2 separate regions of the Mus musculus genome follow, and region 2 is linked to region 1. The links are chromatin contacts, found by Hi-C in ENCODE. All regions are on one chromosome and are shown on one strand. Each heading gives the region's core, a stretch centred on a gene start or an enhancer-like site at or near the end of the contact. The rest is flanking DNA. Distances are from core to core; before and after follow the strand shown.

Region 1 (5,598 bases), core at 2,134-4,633:
ACTGCATGCATCCATGCAGTGCAGTGTATCTACTTTGTGTATCTACCCATCAGCTGACAGATACTTGAATTCTTACCTATGGCCTTTAGGTCTTTCTGTTGAATCATCGTGGGGGAACTGAATGTAGGACTTCACACACGCTCAGCATGCTTTCTGCCACTGAGCTGTGCCCTAGCTGGTATAGTTTGCTGTGTCAAACCATTGACCCAAAGTGATGCAAGAAGGGAAGGGCTTTATTTCAACTTACCTTTCAGGTGATAGTCCTGAGTGAAGCCAGAACAGGAGCTCAAGGCAGGAACTTGGAGTAGGGACCATGGAAGAATGATGCTTGCTAACTTATGCTTAGCTTCCTTCCTTGCACAGTTCAGGCTCATCTGGCCCACAGTCAGTGTGGCAGGGACACATCAGTCACCAATCAAGACAATGTCACAGATGTGACCACAGGCCAATCTGGTCAAAGCAATTCTTCAATTAACAAAGGCTTGCAAGGGAGCTGCTCTCCAAAAGATGCTAACTTCTTTAAACTACTTTAATCCCAAAGGTGATGAGCTATTTTTGGTAGTCAGTTTCTGATTTCTCAATTAATTAATTAATTCAATCCTCTTCTCAGGGGATTTTAGGTAGTATCACATAGACAACAACAATGACCAAACAAACAAACAAACAAACAAACAAACCTAACCAGTATACCAGTCTTCTTTTTACTTTGAGATAAGAGCTCACTAAATTTCTCAGACTGGTCTTAAACTTATTCTTAATAGCCCACGTAGGTCTCTAACTTGGAATCCTCCTCGCCTAGCTTCTGTAGTGTAGCTGAGGTTATAGGCTTAATTAATGAGAACTGGGTCAATTTTAAGTAAGAATTGTGTATGTGTGCCCATGTAGAGGTCAGAGGCCAGCCTATTGTTCTTCAGGTGCTATCCCCCACGCACACTCCAACCTCAACCGGGCCTCTCCCACTCAGGGACCCTTCCTGTCTCTACCTTCCTAGCCCTGGGATTACAAGTGTGCCACTATGCACACACTGTGCCACTTTTTTTGTGGGTTCTGGGGACCCAACTCCTGGAGAGCTTGAGCATGCAAAGCAAAGCAATTTACCAACTGAGCTATTCAACACCCTGCCCTTATTAAAGGTTTAGATTGATAGACACACTAACATCTCAACATGCTAGGGGACATTTATTACTGTTAGTGAGCCAACCTTGCCACAGGCTCAGATTATTTGGAATCCACATATCATATTCTTTTTCTGTTGAAGAATCGCATCCAGGATAGACCATTGCACTCAATAGTCCCCTTAGGCTGCTGTAGATTATGACAGTGCCTTAGCTGTCCTATGGTTTGTGCCTTTGGCAGGCACATAGGTGCTCTTCAGTTAGGCTTTGGATTGCCATTGACATTACATCAAGCAACTACACATCATTGTGCTGCAGCGGAGTTGGGGTTGGCCTTCATCTCCTGGCTGAGGTTTGATCAGATTTCTCCACAGGAAAGGCTACCCTGTCCCTTTTTCTATTGGACTTTTTGGGAGAAAATCTCATGTTAAGTAGTTGGGAATTAGACTCCATCTTGAGTAACTACGTGAGTTATTTGAAATTCTACAAGAGATTTCCTTTATTGATTTAACCAGTTATTCTTAGCAACGTGAACACACAAATACATTTTAGACATTGAGTTATAACCAGCTAAGTTGACTGTTCGGTTTGCCCCAGCGTTGGCCACAGGGAGATCTTTAGTTGGCTCCTGAGTCACCTTTGAGATTAGCCCCAGAATGTGGGGGGTTTGTTTTGTTTTTGAGCACATTCTTACACCCTTTCATTTGTAAATAACCCAAATCCCCCTAGCAGTTGACTTTAGGAAAACCAACAATACTCTCTCTCACACAGATAATCAGAAAAGGGGAACCGAGTCTCTCCAGCAGGGGGTGAGGGCAGCATCTGGGGCCAGCAGATTGAATGAGACACCTGCCGGCCCTCCTGCAGTTTAAAATCACACAAATAGTCATTGGTCAATTTTGGATTTAAACACAAATCTGTGAGGCTCAGATCTGTTGTTTGTCCTACCTCAAGCTGCACACAATAGAGAGCCTTGGAGGGTAAAACCCTCCACAGAGCAATGCAGCTTAACTCAAAGGCTGGCAAGGGAGCTGCTCTCCAAAAGATGCTAACTTCTTTAAACTACTTTAATCCCAAAGGCGATGAGCTATTTTTGGTAGTCAGTTTCTGATTTCTCAATAAAGGTCACAATCACAAACATAAACGTTGAAGGTGGCACAACTTTCATCCTTTCCTAGTGCATCTTTTTAGATTTCACCTTCCCAATTCCCCCAATATGTACTTTGTATTTTGCTATGCAATCCCTATTTATGTAACAGACATACTCTACCATATTGTTACTTTAGCTGCTGGGCTAACTCACATGAAACCAATCTAAAAGCTTAGGTACTCCAAAGCCTTCAAGCAAGTCCTGGGGTCCCTGTCCTGCTCTGCAGTGTGGATGCCTTACCATGGACCTCTGGACTATCTAGTGTCAGGGACACTGCAACCCCGCCCTTCCTCGATTTATTGTTATTACCACAGTAAAGCACTTGTGTTTCTGGATGGATGTTCGGGTTGGGGGGAGGGGTAGGGGACAAAGCCAAGCAGGTAGATGCACTCATATAGTGAGGGCATTCCTTTCTTTATAAAATTACTTTGGGGGAAACAGTATTTGTGTAGTGAAATCAATGTAGTTGGTAAAGACAACGAAGGAAAAGAAGATGAAGATACCAGTTGCCTCTGTGGTGCTAGTGTGTTGCTTTCTGAAGCCTCTTCTAGGCATCCCTGTCTGAACGTGAAAAAATAATTTGCACCTTTGCTCCGCTGGCTAAATAGTAAAAGAAGCTGGAGGAAAAGAGACTAAGAAAATACTTTTTTTTTTTTTCCTTTTAAAGTCCACACTGAACTTCCACAGTTTATGCTAGGATGCTTTAGTTTTTAGGGAAATCGAGTCACGGGATTATTTGGTGAAGTTTACGAGGAGGGAAGGAGCCATTTCTCTGGAATGGGGGCATATAGCTTTAAGTCAGTGTGCCATTCTGTTTGAGATACATCTCATTACTCGCCAAAGTCAGTACTGGGAAGGTCTAAATGTCGACGTGGTCCCACATCGTCGTTGTGTATCATGTTTTCCCTCTTGATTTTTATTTGTGCAGCTTTAGAGAAACATCAACAGAGCCCGCACAATGTCAGAGCACTTTGGCTGATTAAACCATCCTCCGTAGTGGATGGTTGTGAAGAGGAGGGACCAAGGACCCCCCATCATTGGACCGCGTCAGGAGGACGTGGCTCCAGCCCGAGGAACGGCAAAGAAGGATATATAGCTGCGCACTTCTCAGAGAAACTTAAAACACCAAGTGCTCCTTGCCAAAGGGTGTTAGAAAGAAAAAGCAGAAAAGAACAAGGAAGCCTAACCTAGGAGCGCTCCAGTTTCCCAGCAGACTCATCCTTGCTAACTCACCCATCCCAAACCAGGTGAGCTGCCCCCACGTCCGTCCCCTCCTCTCCCTCTTCCCTCCTATCCTCCATGAACTCAGCAAGAGCTGGGCACCTTCGTTCCACTCCACCGCCCAGTCCTCTAAGTTCCGACCAGGATGAGGTGGAGATCGACGTGCTGGCAGAGGAGGAAGATGGAGATCAGACGGAAGAAGAGGATGACGAGGAGGAGAGCCATAAGTGCCTGGAGCGATCCCTGCAGAGGCCCGGAGCCCGCACTCTTGCAGGGAGGAGCGCGGGGGACTGCGGCGATCTGAGTAACTCCTCCGGGTTCCTCCGCAAGTTCCGAGCACCACGGACCCCGGCGACCACCACAGCCGACGGCCCGCAGCCCGCCAAACCCCCGTACTCCTACATCGCGCTCATCACCATGGCCATCCTGCAGAGCCCGCACAAGCGCCTGACGCTCAGCGGTATCTGCGCCTTCATCAGCGGCCGCTTCCCCTATTACCGCCGTAAGTTCCCCGCCTGGCAGAACAGCATCCGCCACAACCTGTCGCTCAACGACTGCTTCGTCAAGATCCCTCGCGAGCCGGGCCACCCGGGCAAGGGCAACTATTGGAGCCTGGACCCCGCCTCCCAGGACATGTTCGACAACGGCAGCTTCCTCCGGCGCAGGAAGCGCTTCAAGCGCCACCACCCGCCCTCGGGAGGCCACCCGCACTGCCCTTTCCCTCCACCCGCTGTGCCCGCCACCCTGCACGTCTCCCAGCCCAGCCTCCTGCTCCGCTACTCTGCCCCACCACAGCCTAACCTCGCAGCTCATCCCGCTGCCCCGCCTCGGAGTCACCCGTGCGCCCCGCTGCATCCGCATCCCATGCGCTACCTGCTGCTCGCGGCCCCGGCCTATGGCGACAACCCTAGAAAAGCGGAAGGCGCGGACCCCGCCACCCCCTTAGCCATTCCCGCGCTGCAGCCCGTACTGGGTTCCCAGCCTTGGGAGAGAGACCAGAGCTCTGGAACTCGGTCCGGACGCGGGTGCGCTTCGTTCACCATCGAGAGCATCATGCAGGGGGTTACAGGAGGAGGAACTGGGTCTGCGCAGAGTCCGTCCTTTGCTCCGTGGAGCTACTGCCACCTGCTGCAACATCCACCGTGCCTGCTGCACCCCCAGGCCGCTTCCCCTTTGTTTCACATGTCCGCAGGTTCCCGGACAATATTGCCTCAGCAGCCGCAACCGCCGCTGCCGCTGCAGCAAGAACAGCATCACTGTGCCATTAGCTGCGCTCCCGGTAAAGGCGTGCGGTTAGGCCAGCACCTGTCCGCCGTTGCGGCGCTGCTGAGGCAACAGCCTGCAGCTGACGACGGTAGGCTGACAACCCTGGCCGCTCTTTCGGGCCGAGAGGGGACCTTGCCCGAATTTTAAGCAGCACCCAGGCCCAGCCTCCAGGCTGGGTCGCCTTGGCACACCTGGAGCCAAGTGGCAAAATGGAACCACTTTCTAGGTTTGCACCACCCGCCTGCTAGGCTTGTGCGTAGAAAGCCAGCAGCGGAGTGCGCACTAAGTCCTTCCAAATTGTTACAAATGTGTTCTGCTCGCTTGACAACACAAAAGTGGGAAAATCCTGGATCTACAAGTCTTGCTTGGTCTTGTCCGCTTCGGTTGTGGCTTCCACGGTTTTCCCGACTTACATACTTCCCGAGGACCTATGACTATGAAAGTGAGTGAGGTGTTTTGCTGTTAATAAAAACAAAACAGTCTGCAATACAAAACATCACCATCCACATTGCTTAGGAACTGCCAGTGTTCCCAGTGGCGACTGCGACTGCGAATGCGTACATGCTCCGAAACCCGTAGGTAATACAAATAGGGTAATTTCATAACATTTATCTCTTGTATATACGACGTGTCCTACTCCAACGGGGAGTGTTAAAACTAAGCCTAGTTATAGAGATTGAATAAAATACGAAACTACAATGCTACATCGCTTGTTTCCTATGTCTCGTTATTTGCTTTCATAAATGAAATTTTAAAAAAATTTCTATTCTTATCTCACAATTCGTTTTTATGATTTATATCCATTAGAGAAATCGGGGACGACACGTTTTAAATATGGGCTTTAAA
Region 2 (5,786 bases), core at 1,845-4,344, 710 kb before region 1:
CCGCACAGCAAGGCAGCAACAGGCAGTCTCAACCAGGAGTTTTTAACTTGGCTGCCCCCCTCCCAACGGAGTTGCTTTTCAAAACACATGCTGCAGAGAGGAATCTTATTTGTGTTCCTGGCTGAAAAACTGTAAATCAGCTTGTTTTTAGAACTCTCTCTCAAGCCAAGTGTTTTTGGGTTTTTTGTTTGTTTTTTTCCTTAAAGGAACGCAATTGATAAACGAAAACAAAAGTTGGTTGGCGAATGTGCAAGGTATGTGGTGTGACCAGCTGGAAACTGAACCCCTGGTCCCACACAGCTCAGTCTCCAGCAGGCTGTCTCCTCCTCCTCCTCTTCTTCTTCCTCCTCCCCTCCTTCCTCCTCCTTCCCCTCCTCCTCCTCTTCTTGTTTTTTCCCCCTCTCTCTCAATTACTTGTTCTCAATTTGGAAGGCTCAGGCTACTTCTGAGTAGCTCGTGAACATAGAAGGAGAGAAATCCTGCACCGTGCCTGGTTAGCACCCTTGAAATTCTTTGCCCCTTTTAATTCTCCTAAGGCTTGGGCCCTCCTGCCTCAACTTGGCCTCCTCAATGCCCTCATCCACCCCCTTTTCTCCTTGCTTTGGGTTTTGTTGGCTCTTTATACATTTTGGCTATGGAGAAGGACAACCCGTTGAGAACCACGCGATGCTAAAGGAGTCCCCTCTTGGACAGAGACCACAGAACTCAAGGTTAGTGCTCTTTAAGAGCTGCTGATAGGCAGCTGGGCACTGTAAAATAGCAAGTTGAATTTTTAACTCGACCTCTTCTTCTCTAGTCCAGGGGACTCCCAGAGCCAGGAAAACCAGGAACGGAAAATTAAAAGTGGGTAGCATGGAATTCTGGGACTAAGACCAAACACCCCTTCTTGTTCTCAGGACAAGCCCTCCTCCCACAATAGGCTCTAGTTTCTCTACTGTCAAATCCACAAATATAAGATGAGGGTCGTGGGGCGGTGCTTCTGAGACATGCTTATATGTTCCTTGTTAAATAGCCACAAAACCCAGCCAGCAAACTGCTTTCTGAACTTCAGGCCTACCGGGCACAATTGAGCCAGAAGGTAGGACAAACTGGCCAAGCTACCTACCACCTCACCACACACCAACAGTGAGTAGCCCCCCCAGACCCCCAGTTCAGCACAGTGCTCTGGGGTTCTCTGAAGAAGAGCAAGAGCTGTCATTGAGCAGCTGAGAAAGTAGAGACAGAGGCTCTAGCTACCAGAAAAACTACGGACCTTTCACTCCTAATTCCAGTACACCCCATTCCGAAGGAGATGGGCCTGTCTCCTTTGTACGTTTACCCAGTGAAGGGGAAACACCAAACTCCATTGAATTCCGGTTGCCAGGAGGCTGCGAGCGGCCAGGAGTAAAGCTAGAGGTTCCTCGGAGGAAAGAGAGGAAGAGGCTTAAAATAGGGGCAGCCGGACTCAGGGACTCAGGAAAGAGCCAGAAAGAGAGAACTAAGTAGAAACCGGGGTCTGCCCACTGTCAGGGCTCAGAACCCTGTTAACCCATCCCCAAAATCAGAGCATATCTGAACAGCGGGAAGCTAGATGGCCAGAAAGCCCCTCATTATTTCAGGCCAGGCCAACCCCGCAAAATCCTGGAAAGGCACTTGCTAGGTTTTCTCCACTGTAGGCCAAGTTTTGGTTTTAATTTCTTCACACCACAGCAGCCCGGGAAATGGCAATAAAGGACCAAAGAAGTAGTTCAGCAAAAGAGAGTTAAGTAGCTTCACTTTGGAGCCTTTTCCTTAGAGTTCTTAAAAGGCGCCTTTTTTTTTTTTTTTTTTTTCAAATTCTAAGTCTTGAGGCCTCTTAGCCTGGCTAAAAAAAACAAAACGACTCCTAGTTCCTTTAAGTAAGAGACAAAACGCCTGTTCCGGACCAAGCCAAGAATCACCTAGAAACAGCAAAGCACTGGGCCCTGACTGCTAGCCAGCACCTACTTACCCCCTCGCTCCAAGTGAGAGCCCCCACCCGTCTAAAACCCGCAGCCCGGATAACCCTCCTCATTGTGGTGTGTTTAAAGTCGGTCTTCCCCAAGACATCATTTTATTTTTAAAATTGACCTGCTATGTTCCCTTTCAACCCGGGGAAAGCCTCTGACGATAGGGACACAGCCAGGCGATCTGGTTGGCCCCTCTGGCGGGCTCCTGGGTTCCATCGGCTTCAGACTCTCGAGACCCCCTTTCCGGGAGAGTAAGAACCGGTGCCTGGTGGGGGTGGGGCAGGTCCAACCAGGTCCACTTCCCACAAACTTGTCTTCGGCCTTCCCCCACGATCCCGAAGAGCCCTCGAAGCTCCCTCATTCGGAGCGCGACCCCAGCGCCGCAGACGCTCTCACCTGGTTTAGCAAGCTGCGCTGGCAGCGTCCCGGGCTGGGGCTCCGCGACCCAGCGCAGCGCGGCGGCCGCGGCCAACTCCGCGGTGGGACGAGGCGGCGCGGGCGGCTGGGACGCTTGGGAGGCTGGCGACGACTGCGAGGCGGTAGCGGCGGTGGCCGCAGCGTCCCCCGGCGGCGGGGGCCCTGGCAGAGCCCGCAGCGAGTCCGGGATGAGGCTCTCCAGGCTCTCGTTGGCCTGCTGCCTGCGCAGCGCCACCTGCGCCGCCATCACCCGCTGCCGCTCGATGATCAGGATGCACTTCTCGCAGGTGCAGTCCTTGAAGCGACAGTAGCGCTTGTGGCCCTTGAGCCAGGACAGCACCCCGTGGTTCCGGCAGCGCGCGCACTTGGGCGTGCGCTGCAAGGGCGCCCGCGGCGGCTGCGACACCGGGCCGCCCATGTACAGGTAGGGGGAGCCGTAGCCGTTCATGCCCAGGGCTCCCCCCGGCCGGCGGCGGGAGCTGGAGCACAGAGCTCGGAGGCCCGCTCTCGGGAGGCCCCGGAAGGTCCGCGGCGGCCGGAGCTACGGCAGCAGTCTCCCCGGCTCCGATGGCGCTCGCAGCCCGCCGGTACCCACGCGTGCCGCCTCTCTGCCCGCCGCTCTCGGGGCGCAGGCTCCACCCGCAGGTCCTCCCACGCTGAGGCTCTCCAGCAGCTGCAAGGAGCCGGGGAGAGCTCTGATTACGGTCTGAGCCACTTCCTTCCCTGGTCCCTTCCTCGCAGACTGGACCCAGCACCTCCTCCGCCACCCTCCCCCCCCAGTCCCTCCTCCCTCCCGCCGCCACCCCCCCCCCAATCGGGGTCCCAGCCTCCTTGCGCTCCCCACGCGCTTTCCTCCTCCCTGGCAGGCACCCCTCGGGTTCCTGCACCTCACCTTCCCCGCCACCTGCAGCCTGGCCTCTCAGGCGGGGGCGCTCACAGCCCCCTCTGCCAAGCGCTCTGTTACCCCTTCCTGAGCCGGGAGGGACTGCGCCGCTGCGGTACCGCGGGAGCGCTGGGCGGACCGGGTGTGGGGCGGGGGACGATGGGGAGGGGGGTGGGTGTTTGTAAGCCAGCCGGCAGGCCTCTCCCCTACCCTCTCACGTCGCTCCAGCACTGGCCTCGAAGCACTGAGCCCTAGACCGCTTTCCTTCCCACCCTTGGCCTCAGCCATTCGGAGCTTGCGAGGGAATTGAGGGTACTCCGCAGGTCGGCCCCGGGAGAACCGGGTTTCAAGAACCGGAAAGTCTCCACCTGGCAAGAGGAATCAAAAGAGGGGTAGTAGTGATTCGGGAATTCTTCGCTTGGTTTTGCAATCTAGTTTCTTTTTCATTGCTACAGAAGAAAAATGAGTATTTTTTTTTTTAATCTGTCAGGCTTCAGGAAGACAACTCGTTTTATAGGGTAACTTCAATTTTCTACTTAACCTCCTCTTGTCTTTAAAATAAACAATCTCTGCCTTGAATGACCTCTCTGCCTTGGACTGCCAAGTGCTCTCTTGGATGTTTTTCTTAAGCACTGTTTAAACTTTCCGAGGGTGTAGGGAGAAGACACATTAGTGGCCCCAAAGTTACCTGGTATTTTGTTCACGCAAAGGCCACTGAATCAGCCAAGGTCCGGAATTGCCCAGTTCAAATCCCCACAGACGCTGTGTTTTACTTAAGAATAAGGAATAGACCCTACTCGTAACAATCTTTGCGTGACGATGAAGAGTCTCCTGTATAACCTTAGACTGCATAAGCCTTTTTTTTTTACAGCATAAATTTCGTTTATACTCTTTGCTTGTTTTCAGTATTGGTTTGTCCAATGTCGAGTATTACTACGTACGTGTAGAGAAGGCTGCCTTTTTTCACTCAACCAAGAAAACAACCGAACAAAAATCAAGGCATAAAGTAGGCTCAGGACCGCTTTAACAACTCAGTGGGAAGGAGCCAACGGAAGTCCCGGACGGTCTTTTAGCGGCCCCTGGGAACGTGCGCTCCGCTTCTTACTGTGTGGGTGAAAGTTAACGTAAACGGGTCTGCTGCGGTACCTGACTCCTGAACTGCACAGAGACCATAGTCTCTTTCTGGAGGTCGCTTTCCAGTGCCCAGCCCTACCGCCAGCCAAGGAAGAGAGCATCGCTGGCAATCTTGAGTTTGCTGTGAATTCTAGGACTGTGTCGTCCGAGGTTCAAGCAGCAAGCTCTCTGCCCAGAAGAGTGATTTGGAACCGGGAGAGAGCTTTGAACGCGGAATATAAATGTAGCTTTGTACCTTTTTTCCCCCTCGATGCCCTTAGCTACTCGGGTTTCAGGTGCGTGGAGGAGTTGATAGTTGTTCCGGGCTGACCTGCTGGGACTGGAAAGGAACCCCTTGCACACGAATGCTATCTCCAAGATAATTTCCCCAAAACTGCACGGAACCAGTACCCCTGGCTTTTGCCCTTTTCCCCCCACCCTTCTAACCTGGCCTCTTTCCACCCTTGGTCAGAAAAACAAGTTTCTAACTCTACAACTAGTAGGACTTTTGTAAATTGTGGAGACGGGGCACAAGGGTCACGCGTTGATCTTTGGGCCCCGAAACAGGGGGGAAAGGTACAGAAATCACTTTTTATGCTCTGCGAATGGCACGAATCTGGGAACTTGTACTGTTTCAATCTGAAATCTGTGCGTCTAAGAAAGACGAGGACCACGGACTTTTATCGAAGCTGAATTTCTCTTTAAATGGTCAGGGAAACAGATCAGGAAAATAAGAGTAACTAGTTTCTCTGGGGAAAGAGAGCAGCAGAGTTCTGCACCAGGTTTTTAGGGGACATTTTCATTCTCAAAGCAATCCCCTTTCCTTCCTGGGTCACCTAGCCACCCTATCCCAGTGCCACTCACACACTCTGGTATTATTTGGTACTGGGCCCCGTTTCACTCCAGTGCACATCGAGGGCCGAGATCTAAATACTCATTTGATATAGCGCGGTAATCCTTTTCTCATATTTGATGGGAATGTTTTCCATATCCCAGTATTTGACAACATCTCCCTATAGGGACAGGTTTGTATTTATGTTGGTAAAATGTCCCCTGCCTCAAAGTCTATTGTAACCCAACACCTGACAACCCCGAGTCCCATTTCTGTTTGCAGAAAGGGTTTATTCAAGCACATAATGGGATCCCAGCAGAAAGCCTTTCAGAACAAGGGGCTATGGTAAACTTCACCACATGAACTCCGTTTCCAGGGCTATTAAGCTTTTAATTGGAAAATAGCAGAGGAAATTTCAAGGTGACTATAACGTGTTAGCAGTTAGTTCAGAGAAGAAAAGCCCATGCGGGGATGAATGTAGAAAGCATATGGTCCGAATCACATTTAGGGGGCGCGGCCTGCTTCTACTAAGTCCCTGCAGCTTATGCATTTATGGGAAAAATCATCAAAGAAA

What was found. Hi-C counts contacts between places; a loop is a spot of excess contacts on that map.
Region 2: a map of left cerebral cortex shows a loop between it and region 1 (6-fold over the local background). The contact joins the promoter of Dmrt3 here to the promoter of Foxd4 in region 1. A Hi-C loop is called at or near these places in 8 of 37 maps with a recorded cell type or tissue (ES-E14, heart and left cerebral cortex).

The regions. Positions count from the first base shown.
Region 1 is chr19:24,898,801-24,904,398 of GRCm38, reverse strand. Foxd4 (forkhead box D4) reads left to right here and starts at 3,383. Exons shown (of 1, transcript NM_008022.3): 1 at 3,383-5,456. The coding sequence starts at 3,565. The coding sequence ends at 4,899.
Region 2 is chr19:25,607,845-25,613,630 of GRCm38, reverse strand. It overlaps Dmrt3 (doublesex and mab-3 related transcription factor 3), which reads right to left and starts at 3,094. Exons shown (of 2, transcript NM_177360.3): 1 at 2,364-3,094. The coding sequence starts at 2,832.